2 separate regions of the Homo sapiens genome follow, and region 1 is linked to region 2. The links are chromatin contacts, found by Hi-C or POLR2A ChIA-PET in ENCODE. All regions are on one chromosome and are shown on one strand. The core of a region is the stretch at or near the end of the contact, and the rest is flanking DNA. Distances in the headings are between cores, read along the strand shown.

Region 1 (4,126 bases), core at 224-2,723, 1.8 Mb before region 2:
TAAACATATTCTGATTGGCAATTGGTTGAAATAATTATTATCAGTAGAAAGGGATATCTCGGTTAAGATAAGGGGTTATGGAGACCAAGGTTTTACCATGCAGATGAAGCCTCCAGGTAGCAGGTTTCAGAGAAAATAGATCGTAAATGTTTCTTATCAGACTTAAGGTTTTTGTTGATGTTAATGCTGGAGGGTATAATGAGGCATGTCCAACCCCCACTTCCCATCATGGCCTGAACCACTCTTTCAGGTTAAATTTGAGTGCCCTGGCCAAGCAGGGAGTCTATTCAGATGGTTGCTGGTGGCCTTCAAATTTTATTTTATATATATATATATTTTTTGAGACGGAGTCTCCCTCTGTTGCCCAGGCTGGAGTGCAGCGGCAACATCTAGGCTCACTGCAATCTCTGCCTCCGGAGTTCGAACAATTCTCCTCCCTCAGCCTCCCGAGTAGCTGGGTTTACAGGCGCGTGCCACCACGCCCGGCTAATTTTTGTATTTTTAGTAGACATGGGGTTTCACCATGTTGGCCAGGCTGGTCTCATACTCCTGACCTCAGGTGATCCACCCACCTCGGCCTCCCAAAGTGGCAAAGTGCTGAGATTACAGGCGTGAGCCACTGAGCCCGGCCTCTCCTTCTTTTAAAGACTGGGTTTCTAACAGCTTCTGAGGCCTTAAGGATCCTGACAGGGCCGGGCTGCACCACACTCCCTCGTGTTACAAATGGGGAAACCGGGGCACAGAGCAGAGGCGTTTTTCCTGAGATCACACAGCCAATCAGGGCGAGAACTGAGAATCGAACCTTGATCTCTCCACTCCATGATTGTGATTCCGAGTAACTCATGTTATTTTAAATCGACACTTGTCTTAAGAACGTTCGGACGGCGAACCACTGAGAGTTCCCGAGGGGCGAATACTCAGCTCTCAATAGGTTCCTGCGGGGAAAATCTGGCTGCGCCGGCGCGCGCGGGTGCTTTAACGCAATCTGGTTACAGCAACCCACGTGTCCTCCGCTTCCGGGATCCTTAAGGCCGTCGCTTCGGGTGGTAAAACCCGGCCCGCCCTCTTGTTGCCCAGGCTGGAATGCAATGGTGCAATCTCATGTTGGGAAGTGTAGCTCCACCTTCCTCCAGACATAGGGGCGTGGGCGGCTTGGAACTGCATTTCCCAGGAGGCTGCGCTCGCCGTTAGAGTAGCCGGACGACGGGCTGGTGGGGTGAACCCTTCATCCTGGGTCTTTTAATTTCTCAGGCGGAACGAGTGGCGGCGGACAGAGGCTTTTGGCTGCGCTGTCTGTGGGTTGTCTGGGCTTGGGGAACTGGGCACGGAGACCGTGGCGCCGGCCGCCGGTCATACAGCTCTGCTTCCAGTCGTCGGGCAAAAAGCTGAGGCGCTTCTCCTTTAATTGCGGTGGGCGGGGCGTGCCGACGCGGCCCGCGTTGCTATTGGTGGCCGTTGGGGGCGCGGAAACTGAACGGGCCGCAACGGCCACCGCAGCTGCCTTCGGCGCCGCCAGCCCCGCCATGGCTGCGCCCTGCGCGGTAAGCCCAGCCGAGAGCAACTCCCCAGGCCTCAGTCTCCCCGCTGGGACACTGGGCGCCTAATGGCCAGAGCGATGGCTGCGAGGGGCGGGCGGGGCGCCAGGTTCCAGGGTGGTCCTCTTCAGGTCCAGTTTACTGTCTGCGCAGGGGGCGCTGGGTCGGGCACTTTCTGAGCGCCTCCTGCGTGCCAGGCCCTGCGCTGGGTTTCTGGAGCGAACAAACAGGCCTCTGCCTCCATAGTTTGCATCCTAGCGAGGGACACACGACCAAGTCCCGACTCATGTGTGACCTGGGGCCGGTATCGGGCCTCTCTAGCCATTCTCCACGTCCTTAGCAGTGGGTGGCTGCGTGGGGTCTTGTTGAGGGTACACCCTGCTCCAGCAGGTAGGTACAGCAGGACGCTGGGATGCCCGGGCCTGCAGTGTGAGCGGGGCGGAGCCGCCCTCTCTGAGTTCACATTCCTCCAGAAGTCCTCATTTCGAGAGATTCCTTTGAACGGGCAAGGCCCTCTGGCTGATTGGAGAGTCAGGGAGGCTGGGTGGTAGCCTGTGATGCCCTGAGGCACTTGAGGACATGGACGGAGATTCCAGGCTAGGATACAGACCTTTTGACTCCTAATCTGGTACTCTACCTCCCTTCCTGTCCCCTCATGTATAAACCACTGTTGAGGGAGATGAGGCCCACATGCAGGGAACTACAGAGGGGAGGCGGTGTTGAGAGATACCATGGGACCTACTGGTCAGGGGTGGACCTGAACTTGCCTCTGCCCACTGAGCCTAGGGGCGGACACTCTCTTACGCATGTTCTTTCAAGAAGCTTAGGTGAGAGCAGAAGGCTCTGTTGGGGACCCTCCCCCAGCTGCTCCTCCCTCTGTTGTTGAAAGGAGACTCTGACAGGTGCGTTAGGGGTGGAGCTGGGCACAAGGCCATAGGGCCTTTGTTCTGGTTACTGCTCTGTAGGGTGGCAGTGGCTTTGCTGTGCCCCAAGGACATCCTTTCCCAGGAGGAGCCTTTGGGCTTCCTGGAGCACCCAAAATGCTTCTTTGAGGTTTCTGATACTTAGAGTAGGGGGAGATGTTTGGATGGCTGAATTATAACCCTTCAAGTGTTAAGACACAAGCTGCTATTGGATGGAGAGAGTCTCCGGAGTATTCTCTCTGGTGTTTTAACTTTATTAAGTTATTCATACACCACAGAATTCACCTTTTAAAGTGTACATTTCAGTAGTTTTTAGTACATTCACAGTGTTGTGCAACTGTAATCACTAATTCCAGAATATTTTCATCATCCCAAAAAGAAACTCCATACTCAATAACAGTCATACCATTTCTTCTCTTTCCCCATTTTCTCCCAACCCTTGGCAAACTAATATATTAATACTTTCTGTCTCTATAGATTTGACTATTCTGAACTTTTCATATGAATGGAATCAGACAAAATGTGGCCTTTGGTGTTTGACTTCTTTCACTTAGCATGTTTTCAAGGTTCATCCATGTTGCAGCAAGCATCAGCACTTCAGTCGGTTTTATGGCTGAATAATATTCTGTTGTATGAATATGCTACATTTGGTTTATTCAGTCATGTGTTGATGGATCATTTGGGTTCAATCACTTGTTGGCTATTAAGGAAAATGCTGCTCTGAACATTTGTGTACAAGTTTTTGTGTAAACCATGTTTTCAACTCTTTGGGGTATTTACCTAGAATTGCTGGGTCATTTGCTAACCACGTTTAACTACTTTATTTTTTATTTTATTTATTTATATTTATTTTATTTATTTATTTTTTGATTAGGAGTCTCACTCTGTCGTCCAGGCTGGAGTGCACTGGTGCAATCTCGGCTCACTACAACCTCCTCCTCCTGGGTTCAAGCGATTCTCCTGCCTTAGCCTCCCAAATAGCTGGGACTATAGGCGCCCACCACCACGCCTAGCTAATTTTTGTATTTTTAGTAGAGAGGGGTTTTCACCATGTTGGCCAGGCTGATCTTGAACTCTTGACCTCAGGTAATCTGCCCGCCTTGGCCTCCTAAAGTGCTGGGATTACAGGCGTGAGCCACTGTGCCCGGCTAACTACTTTTTTTTAGTCAGGGTCTTGCTCTGTTGCCCAGGCTGGAGTGCAGTGATGTGATCACAGCTCACTGCAACCTTGAACTCCTGTGCTCAAGCAGTCCTCCCACCTCACCCTCCTGAGTAGCTGAGAATACAGGCATGAGCCACTACGTGTGGCTAATTCTTTAATTTTTTTGTAGGGTCAGGGTCTTGCTGTGTTGCCCAGGTTGGTCTTGAACCCCTGGCTTAAAGTGATCCTCCTGCCTCAGCCTCCCAAAATGTGGGGATTACAGGTGTGAGCCACTTCACCTGACCTATGTTTAACTTTTTGAGGAACTGCCAAATTACTTTCTATAGTATCTGTGTTTTTTGTTTGTTCGTTTGTTTGTTTGTTTTTAAAGATTTTTTTTTTTTTCTGGGTGTCTTGCATTTTCATGTGAATCTTGGGAGCAGCTTGTCAGTTTCTGCAAAAAAGACACCTGGGATTTTGATAGGAATTATGTGGAATCGGTAGATCAATCTGAGGAGTATCGTAGT
Region 2 (4,325 bases), core at 1,078-3,577:
AGAAGAGGGCTTTATGTAACCCTTAGCTGCCAGTGAGTCTGGGCTGATTCCCCTTTTTCTTTCTCTCCCCACTGACAAGACTATCCATTTGGTGGGGCAAGAGTGGAAAACCCCATCTGGGATGATATATGTGCCCTGAATAATCTCCACACTTCCTCCTAGGTGCCAGTCTGAAATGTCATCTGTCGTATGTTACCAAGCAAACACAGGGTTTGAGATGTGGCAGTTATAAATGATTCACAAGCTTTGTTTCCCTAACGTGGGGCTGGATACAATTTCTTGGCAAGAGCTGGCCACATGGGTGCACTGTTTCAGGGAAAGTTAGGTGCATCACCAGAAATTAAAGTAAAAAGGGACAGAGGTACATCCAAATGCAATGTCTCAGCTTTCTGCCTAGAGGTGGGTGAAGCCTCATTGTGCTTAGACAAATCTTACCCATTTGACCTGGGTCCTGGGTCTTCATTACTCTGATTCAAGTCTCTTTTTTTTTTTTTTTTTTTTTTTGGAGATAGTCTCTCTCTGTCACCCAGGCTGGAGTGCAGTGGCCTGATCTCGGCTCACTGCAATCTCCGCCTTCCGGGTTCAAGCAATTCTCCTGCCTCAGGCTCCTGAGTAACTGGGATTACAGGCACCTGCCACCACACCCAGCTAATTTTTGGTTTTTTGGGGGGTTTTTTTGTTTTTGGGTTTTTTTTTTTTTTTGGGACAGAGCCTCGCTCTGTCGCCTAGGTTAGAGGTTAGAGTGCAGTGGCGCAATCTTGGCTCACTGCAACCTCCGTCTCCTGGGTTCATGCGATTCTCCTGCCTCAGCCTCCCGAGTAGCTGGGACTACAGGCGCGTGCCACCATGCCCGGCTAATTTTTTGTATTTTTAGTAGAGACGGGGTTTCACCATGTTGGCCAAGATGGTCTCGATCTCCTGACCTCAGGTGATGTGCCCGCCTCGGCCTCTAAGTGCTGGGATTACAGGCATGAGCCACCGTGCCCAGCCTCAAGTCTGAAATATATACCATGGGCAGGAGTAGTTGGAGCATGCAACTCTTCCAAACAGATATTAAATGTGGACAAAGATTCAGAGGCTGCCAGGGCCACCAACCATGCCCATGCTCCCACCCCTAAGAACTGCCCAGGCCCACTACTTACAGCCAAAGACATAAGCACCGGGTGCCAGGAGAACAGGCCTGGAATGAGAAGAGGAGGCCTCATGGGGCTGAGGCAAGAAGAAACCAGCCATACCAATCCTTAAGGGTTGAGGAATACCAGCAGCCCATCACCCAAGGAGGTGCTGCCAAACTGTGAGCCCCTTCTTGCTCTGCAACAAGCTGACCCCACACCTATCCTCTCTTCCTGGCCTCTTCCTGGATCAGAGGCCATGCTTTGCCACTCCTCTGGCAGTCCTCCCTCCTTCCCTTACACCTCCTGAGAGGCAGCCAAATGGAGCACCCAGAGAAGGAAAGACAAACCAGGAATTCTGTGTGCCCTGGCCATACCTACCTGCTCCACCTCACTCATCGCTCCAGCACAGAATTCCCTCAACCAGCCAGGCCTGTTCCCGGAAGTCCCACTGCCCTTCCTCCCCAGGAACAGTGGCCCTTCCCTTCCCAGAAGTCAGCTATGAATTCTACTTACTGGAGCCAGGCCTGGCAAGCACAGCCACAAAGATGGTAAAGCCCAGGGCCACAAGGTGGGCGGCAGCGCCAGAAGCAGTACGCAGAGCTCGGTAGATGTGTGACTCGGTCTCCGCAGAAAGGGCCATCGTCAGCCGTGCTAGTGGTTGTAGCCTGAAAGCATAGTAGCGTGGGCCAGGATCTCAGGTGCCCACTGTTCACTCCTCACTGGAGAAAAGGCTGCAAGGCAGGAATGCCACCCTCTTCCAATAAGTTATGGTAGGAAAGAACAGTACCAAGACCAGCACCAGGAATGGTCACAACATGCCAGTCGACGGCCGGCGGCCTGTCAACGTGTACCCATGTCTGAACTGGTACCAATCGCTGGCCCGCCTTCCAGGTAGGAGGCGCAAAGCCATGTAAGACTACAAATCCCAGCGTGTACCACGCCGTCGCCGGCAGTAGAGCCAGCTGGGAGGGCGCGGAGCACTATGGAAATTGTAGTTCCCTGCTGCGGTCCCAGTTACAGCGTGAATCCCTTAGCGCACCGCCTCCCCAAGTGCTGCCAGCATGCTGCCCCTCCACGCTAGGGACTTGCCTGCCTCTGCCGCAGCGCAGATCTGATGCGGTGGTTTCCTCCAAAGAAAGCGGGATACTCCGGGCCCTGCCGCGCGCACCGCCGCTCCGTCACGGAGCCGCTTTACTTCCGGGTGCGACGTCTACCCACCCAGGACTTCCTGGGACGAGCCGTCCCCCGCCCCAGCCACGCCTCTGAGTCGCGCTGCGCAGGCGCCATTGGGCAGAGGGATTGGCAAGCTTGCGTGCCCCAGCGACACAGGCCTCGAGGCTGTCTCTGACAAGTGTTCACAGGAGGTGGGGACGCCTCTGCGCGAGGAACGAGGAGCTACGGGCCTGGGCCCGGTTATTGCCATGGGCAGCGGCTGCCGCATCGAATGCATATTCTTCAGCGAGTTCCACCCCACGCTGGGACCCAAGATCACCTATCAGGTGCCACCCGGGCTCGCGGGACTGGGCGGGAAGAGGGACGTTCTCGAGAGCTCAACTGGCTGCCTGAAGGCAGTAGTTTCCCGTGCTGCACGCAGGCATGCTGCTTCATTCGCAGACAACTGTGAGGCTAGAGGATAGTCAGACCCAGGCCCCCGGCTCCCAATGTGGCAGGGAAGACATACGTCACATTGGCAGTGTTTGTAGGATATCGGGCTGTAGGGATCCGGTTGGGGGGTTCCAGGTCCCACAGAAGGTGAGTTGGGTGACCCATGAGTATCCCTGAACTGAGTGAAGAGTAAATGATGCATAGGAAGTTTAGGTAAGGCAGGAGAAAGTGTTCCAGGTAGAGGGAACAGCATATGCAGAAGCCAGGAAGGAGGTGAGATCATAGCGTATGTTTGGAAACAGAAAGAAGTAATAGGCCTGAGTGGATGGGAGAGAGGGGAACGCTGGAGAAGAGGACTTGGGCTTGGGGGGCATGAGGAGGTCACCATTTGTACTACACCCAGTACAGATGTCCACTGAGGGGCCCATTGCCACTCCCCTCCCCAGGTCCCTGAAGACTTCATCTCCCGAGAGCTGTTTGACACAGTCCAAGTGTACATCATCACCAAGCCAGAGCTGCAGAACAAGCTTATCACTGTGTGAGACCCTAGCTCGGGGTGAGCGGTGGGTGGCAGGGGTTGTCCCAGGAGGAGGAAGGGACAGGCTTGGGGGCCTGACTGTGTTCCAATTATCCAGCACAGCTATGGAAAAGAAGCTGATCGGCTGTCCTGTGTGCATCGAACACAAGAAGTACAGCCGCAATGCTCTCCTCTTCAACCTGGGCTTCGTGTGTGATGCCCAGGCCAAGACCTGCGCCCTCGAGCCCATTGTTAAAAAGCTGGCTGGCTATCTGACCACACTAGAGGTCTGCAATGAGATGGGCTTGGGTTTACCGACAGGCAGAGTTGGGGAAGGTGTTCCCATGTCTCCAAAGTCCCCCAAACCTGGGACCCTGCAAACCAGCTCAGGACTCAGGGCAGCCAACCAGCCAGGGGTCCTGGGATGTGCCCACCATGCTTTCCATGCTCTGTCTAGCTAGAGAGCAGCTTCGTGTCCATGGAGGAGAGCAAGCAGAAGTTGGTGCCCATCATGACCATCTTGCTGGAGGAGCTAAATGCCTCAGGCCGGTGCACTCTGCCCATTGGTATGGCCAGCCTCTGCAAGGACAGCAGAGGGGTAGAGGAGAGATGGGAAAGTGAACCCAGCTAGTCAGGGAGAAGGGCAAGACTCATGAACACATTGGTGGGCAGGAAATAGCCATGGGCTGAGGTGCCCATGTCCAGGGTCCAATGCATGATGGAGCTGGGACTGGGGGTAGGGGGAAAGCAGAGCTCTCCAGCTCTGCCCCTTGGGCAATTCCTTCCCCTTTGTGGGCCTCCGTTTCTCACTCCATAAAAAGAGAAAGATTAGCCCTACCCAGAGGCACCTGCTTGCCCCAAGGGATGCTGGGAGGCCTGGATGGTAATTGAGGACCTCTTGGAAGAAGTGGCACTGAGGATATGGATGGGGCCCCCTGCAGATGAGTCCAACACCATCCACTTGAAGGTGATTGAGCAGCGGCCAGACCCTCCGGTGGCCCAGGAGTATGATGTACCTGTCTTTACCAAAGACAAGGAGGATTTCTTCAACTCACAGTGGGACCTCACTACACAACAAGTATGCCATC

What was found. A loop is a pair of places that touch in the nucleus more often than their neighbours do. ChIA-PET counts read pairs that join two places held with the same protein, here RNA polymerase II (POLR2A). Pooled maps may share reads with other maps.
Region 1: a loop to region 2 is called in a pooled map, with 8 times the contacts of the local background. The contact joins the promoter of POC1A here to the promoter of CYB561D2 in region 2. A Hi-C loop is called at or near these places in 1 of 168 maps with a recorded cell type or tissue (CD4-positive, alpha-beta T cell), 3 of 37 single-sample maps with no recorded cell type and 8 of 50 pooled maps. POLR2A ChIA-PET finds 5 or more read pairs at or near these places in 1 of 52 experiments (WTC11).

What each region holds. Positions count from the first base shown.
Region 1 is chr3:52,151,770-52,155,895 of GRCh38, reverse strand. POC1A (POC1 centriolar protein A) reads left to right here and starts at 1,473. Exons shown (of 11, transcript NM_015426.5): 1 at 1,473-1,541. The coding sequence starts at 1,524. RefSeq lists enhancers at 126-1,102, 1,103-2,080.
Region 2 is chr3:50,348,864-50,353,188 of GRCh38, reverse strand. CYB561D2 (cytochrome b561 family member D2) reads right to left here and starts at 2,327. Exons shown (of 4, transcript NM_001291284.2): 1 at 2,205-2,327; 2 at 1,629-1,780; 3 at 1,143-1,180. The coding sequence starts at 1,755. It overlaps NPRL2 (NPR2 like, GATOR1 complex subunit), which reads left to right and starts at 2,414. Exons shown (of 11, transcript NM_006545.5): 1 at 2,414-2,614; 2 at 3,167-3,258; 3 at 3,356-3,524; 4 at 3,695-3,803; 5 at 4,179-4,315. The coding sequence starts at 2,537. It overlaps LOC127898564 (CYB561D2-LOC101928965), which reads right to left and starts at 2,327. Exons shown (of 5, transcript NR_183066.1): 1 at 2,205-2,327; 2 at 1,629-1,780. RefSeq lists an enhancer at 2,153-2,372.